Linked DNA regions of Homo sapiens: region 1 is linked to region 2. A link is a loop called in an ENCODE intact Hi-C map of the cell type or tissue named here. Cell type or tissue: Caco-2. All regions are shown on one strand. Each heading gives the region's core, and the rest is flanking DNA. Links, peaks and the distances in the headings are about the cores only.

Region 1 (2,919 bases), core at 282-2,781, 93 kb before region 2:
ACTCTGCTGACATCTTGATGTTGGACTTTTAGCCTCCAGAACTGTGAAGGTACAAATTTATGTTGTTGAAGCCACTGAGTCTGTGGTATTTTGTTAAGGCAACCCTAGCAAATAAATACAGCCAGTTAGTAAATACTTTAGGCCTCATAGCTTTGGGGCCCATACGATCTCTGTCACATATTTTCTTATTTTAAAACTCTTTTAAAATATGAAAGCTATCCTTAGCTCAGAGGCAGTATAAAAACAGACCAGATTTGACCCACTGGACCATAGTTCACCAACCCCTTCTCTAGACTGTAGCCCAAGCTTCTTAATACTTGAGCTTAAAGTCTCAGAATCTCACTTCTGCCATGTTCTGTTGCTGAAAGCAAGTCACAAGTGAGGGACCAGGACTTTGTTTCTTGATGGGAGGAATGGCATGTCTATACAGAGATGGGAGGAATTTCTGATGTCCATTTTTGGAAATGATTTTTTTACATAAATTAAAGGAGTATCCACTTATGCCTTACTTTTGAAATGTACATTTGCCCCCACATTTTAATTTCTCTGAAATCAGGATGTATTTACTGTTGATAGCATCTTATCACCATTGACTAGATGGCAATGATAAGTCATTGTCATTATGTGAGCTTGTGCAAATTTGGACATAACAATTGTGTTGATGTATACTGTTGGTAAACACATATTGAGTTTAGTTGCATATAAAATATCTTCAAATATTTTAAATTGTGACTCAAAATTTAAAAACGGGTTTATATGTGTAGAAAGTTATAGAAGTAGAGCAACAGGATGTAAATTTGGGATTAGTGAAGCAAATTTTTGTACAAGAATGACCTCAGTTGCTATTTTTGCAAAGAAGCAACCAGGAACTGTGGAGGGCCTGAGGCAGAAGACAAGTAGCTGAAGCTGTGTTACAGAGTTATGGCAAAAGTATTGCGTCCTAGGTGACAAATTATGCAACTGAAAGCAGGAAAAATTGGTAGATCTCTTCAAAGAGATGAAAGGAATTTCAAAGCAGTAAGAGGCTGGTATGTCCAATTCATAGGTTACACAGGACTGTTGTTGAAGCGTAGAACATCAATTTATCAAACTTCCTGCTGACTTTGAACTGTAGCTACTTATTTTCTAGTGATTTAACTGGGAAAAAAAGTTGAATTTAGACAGATAGGAAATGCTGATAAAAACTCAGTGTGCTTTAAAAGGCTGTAAATTTTTTTTGAAATGTTAAAGGTACTACAGAGATCAAAGGCATGAGCAGAGGCTGTGAAAAGTTTCTGTGATACTTTGCACAATTGGTGGTGGCTGAAAGTTGTAGCCATAAGTTAATCATAAACTGCAAAACAATTCCTAAGAGTTCTTACCCAAAGATGTTATCGTTTATCTACACGCCTGCACATACACATGCACACACACACTTCAGCCAAACTGAAGAAGAAATGACTCAGTAGTCTGGAACAGATGTCCCAGAGCCCCCATATAACTCACCCAGTATATAGGTTCTTGATCGCTTTCACAGATGTGTATCTGAACAGTAAAGAATATATTCACTGAAGAGTATAGTGATCCACTTGTAATTCTTTCGGCAAGACTCGACAACTGCTAACCTTGTGGCACTTTTAGTCACCAAAGATATGAGTCTTAGTTATTCTAAAGGCCCTCTGTCGTGATACTAGGTAAGAACAAAAAAGCACCAGCCTCAAAACTGGCATATTGAGTATAGGACAGCTAGAAAAATGTCCCAGAGACAATAGTGGAGCATATGATGGAAGAAATGGACATTAGCATCTGAGTTAAAATGATTGAGAAGAGGCAAACTGGGCAGGTGAAGATGTGTTAAGAAAATCTTGGCCAACTTATTTTAATTTTCATGTAGGTACATGGTTGACACATGGAAAAATCTAATTATCTAAAAGCTTCTTCAATAATTGTAAATGAAAAGAAAGCATTGTATCAGTTTACTTGGCTTTCTTAGCAGTCTGTAAACTAATGGTTCATCTTATTGGTTGATCTTAGACTGGATAAATGTACCAGGCACTGAGCCTTTTATGATTGCTGCTTTTATGGAGTTTCCCATATAGGTATGATATGAGTATTTCCATTCGTATATGGAATGCATTTTCCCAGAGAGAGTGTGTAACAAGATTATGAAGAACTTACATCACTTTTAAGGAAAAATATGCTCTAGAATTCAAACAGCCAAGTCTTTTTTTTTTTTTTTTTTTTTGAGAGTCTTGCTCTGTTGCCCAGACTGGAGTGCAATGGCGTGATCTTGGCTCACTGCAACCTCCACCTCCTGGGATCAAGCGATTCTCCTGTCTCAGCATCCCAAGTAGCTGGGATTACAGGCGCCCACCACCACGCCCGGCTAATTTTGATATTTTGAGTAGAGATGGGATTTCAACATGTTAGTCAGGCTGGTCCTGAACTCCTGCCTCAGGTGAGCCGCCTGCCTTGGCCTCCCAAAGTGCTGGGGTTACAGGCATGAGTCACCACGCCTGGCCTTCAAACAGTCAAGTCTTAAAGGAGTTAAGTGTTAGACATGTTTTCTTGCTGTTTCATTCATATATATATATGTGTGTGTGTGTGTGTGTGTGTGTGTGTGTGTGTGTGTATACACACACACGAAATGATATTATATATATTCCCAATCAATAAGTGTTGACTCCATTAATCACTTATTGAAAGATTTCAAAATAACGTGATGTTTTTCAGTTGCTAATAGCTGTTTACCTTTCGGGGCTGCTAAAACTTACCCTCAATTCTTTCATAACAATGTCTACAGATGGTAAATGTTCAGGAACCCTTTTATTTTTCAAATAGACTTTATTTTTTAGAACAGATTTAGGTTCACAACAAAATTGAGCAGAAAGCACAGAGATTTCCCATATTCACTCAACCCACACACAAAATTGGCACGAT
Region 2 (2,919 bases), core at 314-2,813:
GGAGTGCACATAGAAGCCGCCTCTGCTTTGTTCTATGCCAGCTCTTTCCCTCTGTGAGCTTACTTTATCCTAAGCCAATTATTTTGGTTTTAAAGATTTTATTTCTTGCTCGGCAGCCTGCATACAGATAAAGAATAAGAGATATTTAAGGATATTTATAAGGGCTTGAGTTAGGCAAGTGGGCAGTCATGGCCTTAAAACCTGGAGATTACAGGCCGGGCACGGTGGTTCATGCCTGTAATCCCAGCACTTTGGGAGGTCGAGGTGGGTGGATCGCAAGGTCAGGAGTTCGAGACCAGCCTGGTGAATAAGGTGCAACCCCGTCTCTACCAAAAATACAAAAAAATTAGTCGGGCGTGGTGGCACATGCCTGTAATCCCAGCTACTTGGGAGGCTGAGGCAGGAGAATTGCTTGAATACAGGAGGCAGAGGTTGCAGTGAGCTGAGATCATGCCACTGCACTCCAGCCTGGGCAACAACAGCGTGACTCCATCTCAAAAAAACAAATAAACAAAAAAAAAAAACCTGGAGATTACAAAGTGATGAGAAGCTGTTAAATGAAGTCAAAACAGCTAGAAGCGTCTTGCCAGAACCGGATAGGCACATGGTGCATGTTCCAGGATCTCACGGCATCAGGTAGTGTGCTAAGAAGGAAAGTAAATAATGACTATACATATCGTCATCTGATTTGTTTGTAAGGCAAAAATAGTTCATATATTCACCCCTCAAATTTGCATCCTCTTTTTATTTAAACGTGTCCCTTCTTTGGTCTCAGCTTTTTCTCTCCTTGTTACAGAGATAACATTTACCCTTTGACTAGCAGGTGGTTTAAAATGCACCTTGCTGGGCGTGGTAGTGGTGCATGCCTGTCATTCCAGCTACTCAGGAGGCTGAGGCCGGAGGATTGTTTGAGCCCAGGAGTTCTGAGCTGTCATGTGGGTTCAGTGTCAATGTGGTGACCTCCTTGGAGCAGAGCACCACCGGGATGCCTGAGGAGGGGTGACCTAGCCCAGATCAGGTTATATCTCCAGTGCTTTTTTGTCACTGTATTCCAGCTTGTGCAACACAGCAAAACCCCATCTCTTAAAAAATAAAATTAAGAATAAAAATGTAAAAATAAAATGCACTTCTATCTCAAGACTGTCTGATAGCCTGCAACCCTGCAATCCCAATGAAAATACCAGGAGGCTGGAAAAGATTATTTAGGAAAAAGGGAATTAAGGTAGGAAAATTGACTCCCACTCAGTCGTGGTGTAAAATCTCACTCTCTGCCTCTGTAGAGGCTCTGATGTCAATAAATGTTTCTAGACACTAATACTCAGAATGCCAAGTATTGAATTTATTTTTTTAATTATTTAGGCAAAAATTTGACAATGGGCTCTCCTTGTAATGTAATGTAATGTAATTCAGTTTGCATGGTAGAAGTGAAAAATAAAGGAAACGTTGAGATTTTCATTTCCTTCAGTTGTGACTAGTGCCACAGGACATCTTTTACCTGGAGCTGCTGCATTCTCAATTTTGTCCACTAGAGGCCAATGTCACATTGACTCAGGACTCCACAGGGGTCTCAGGCTGTTCCTGCCCATTAATGGCTCAGGGTTGCTCTTAACAACTGTGCTGGCAAAGAAAGGTTCATTCAGAAAAATACTTAAGAGGCTCATTTTTAAAATATTTCTACTTTTAATGAACCAATTCATTACCTCAAATTTTTCTTGGAAACTTAGTCACCAGCAAAAACAACAATTGTTTGCTTCATTTTCATGTGTAATTCATTCAATCAGTAATATTTGTTGAGAACCAACTAGAAGCCAGGCCTGACTGGGAAAAGAATATTGAGCCGATTAGGCAAAGAAGGGTGTTAAACAAGTAAAATATAAATGGGAGGAGCCTTGAGAGGGGAAATACAGGGTGATGCAGGAGTCTGGTAAAGAGATGAAGGGAAAGGTTCCCTGGGGAGGTGATGCTGGGGTGTGGGGGCTCAGGAGTAGAGCAGACATGTGCAGGGCAGGGTTGGGAGAATGAATGCCCTGGGGCTCAGGAAACCTGGGTAACAAACCGAGCCTGAGAAAAAACCCAGGTAGGCCAAAGCCAGTAAGCCACCATTGCTGTGGTGGGAAGATAGATCTTAAATGTAGCAATGGCAGGTGAATGAGGAGGAAGGCTGGAGTGCCCCTGTGGAGACCCAGGCCCAGATGTGCCATATCATGAACCTTTAGCTTTAAGCTATGTCTCTTCCCTGTTTGTTCCTTTCAGGTTTACCCCCATGCCCTAGCTTCCTCTTCACACTTTTTCCCCCCAGATTGTCTGTCTAGGTCCCCAACCTGCCTACAGCTTACCGGGGCTTTGCACTGTGAAAGGAAAATAAAAACTGGGCCCCCAATCCACTATGGAAATTGGAAATCACTAGGAAAAAAAATTAAGCTGAAAGCTGAGTCGTGGAAGAAACTGTTTCCTTTTGTTCCTAAGCAGATACTACAGATGAATGGTTGAATATCTCCACAGGTAGCTACTCTGTGTTCACCTTACCTCACGCAAAGTGTTGATTTATTGATTTCCAGAGCCCCAGACTATCCCCTACCTGCTCCTTTTCTCTTGGAATATGTGGATGACCATACCCTCCCTCTTTCCCCTCCGGCCCACTTTTCCCCTTTAAATACTGAAGCCTTCAAATTCATCTTTGGAGAAAGGTACAGACTACAGACTGTCTCTGTGATCTGTGTTTTTTTTCTTCCAGGCATGTCCTTACCCTTGGCAAAATAAACTGAATGGATTGAGACCTGTCTCAGATACCTTTTGGTTTACAGCACCTTTCTGGTTGGCCTTATTAAGTGAGAAGCTCACCATTCTTTGGTTCTCATGGCACCTGGAAGGGTGGCCATACCTTGTGCTTTGCTGGGGACTGGGTCAGTGGGTGCCTGC

Evidence for each region. Hi-C counts contacts between places; a loop is a spot of excess contacts. Peaks named below come from ENCODE experiments on the same cell type or tissue, not always from the same donor. Only the 100,000 strongest peaks of a DNase experiment are listed, where the experiment ranks them.
Region 1: a loop joins it to region 2, with 7 times the contacts of the local background. A loop is called at or near these places in 2 of 110 quality-filtered maps.

The regions. Positions count from the first base shown.
Region 1 is chr12:62,890,410-62,893,328 of GRCh38, reverse strand. All of the region lies in intron 1 of PPM1H (protein phosphatase, Mg2+/Mn2+ dependent 1H), which reads left to right. All of the region lies in intron 2 of LOC105369795 (a long non-coding RNA gene), which reads right to left. Among named protein-coding and RNA genes, the nearest start is that of PPM1H, 43 kb to the left of the region's middle. In Caco-2, for the core only: no CTCF peak of the experiment used is centred there; DNase peaks (open chromatin) are centred at 938 and 1,308.
Region 2 is chr12:62,797,931-62,800,849 of GRCh38, reverse strand. The region is part of intron 3 of PPM1H (protein phosphatase, Mg2+/Mn2+ dependent 1H); the gene reads left to right. Among named protein-coding and RNA genes, the nearest start is that of PPM1H, 140 kb to the left of the region's middle. In Caco-2, for the core only: a CTCF peak has its summit at 1,523 (motif pointing right); DNase peaks (open chromatin) are centred at 879 and 1,539.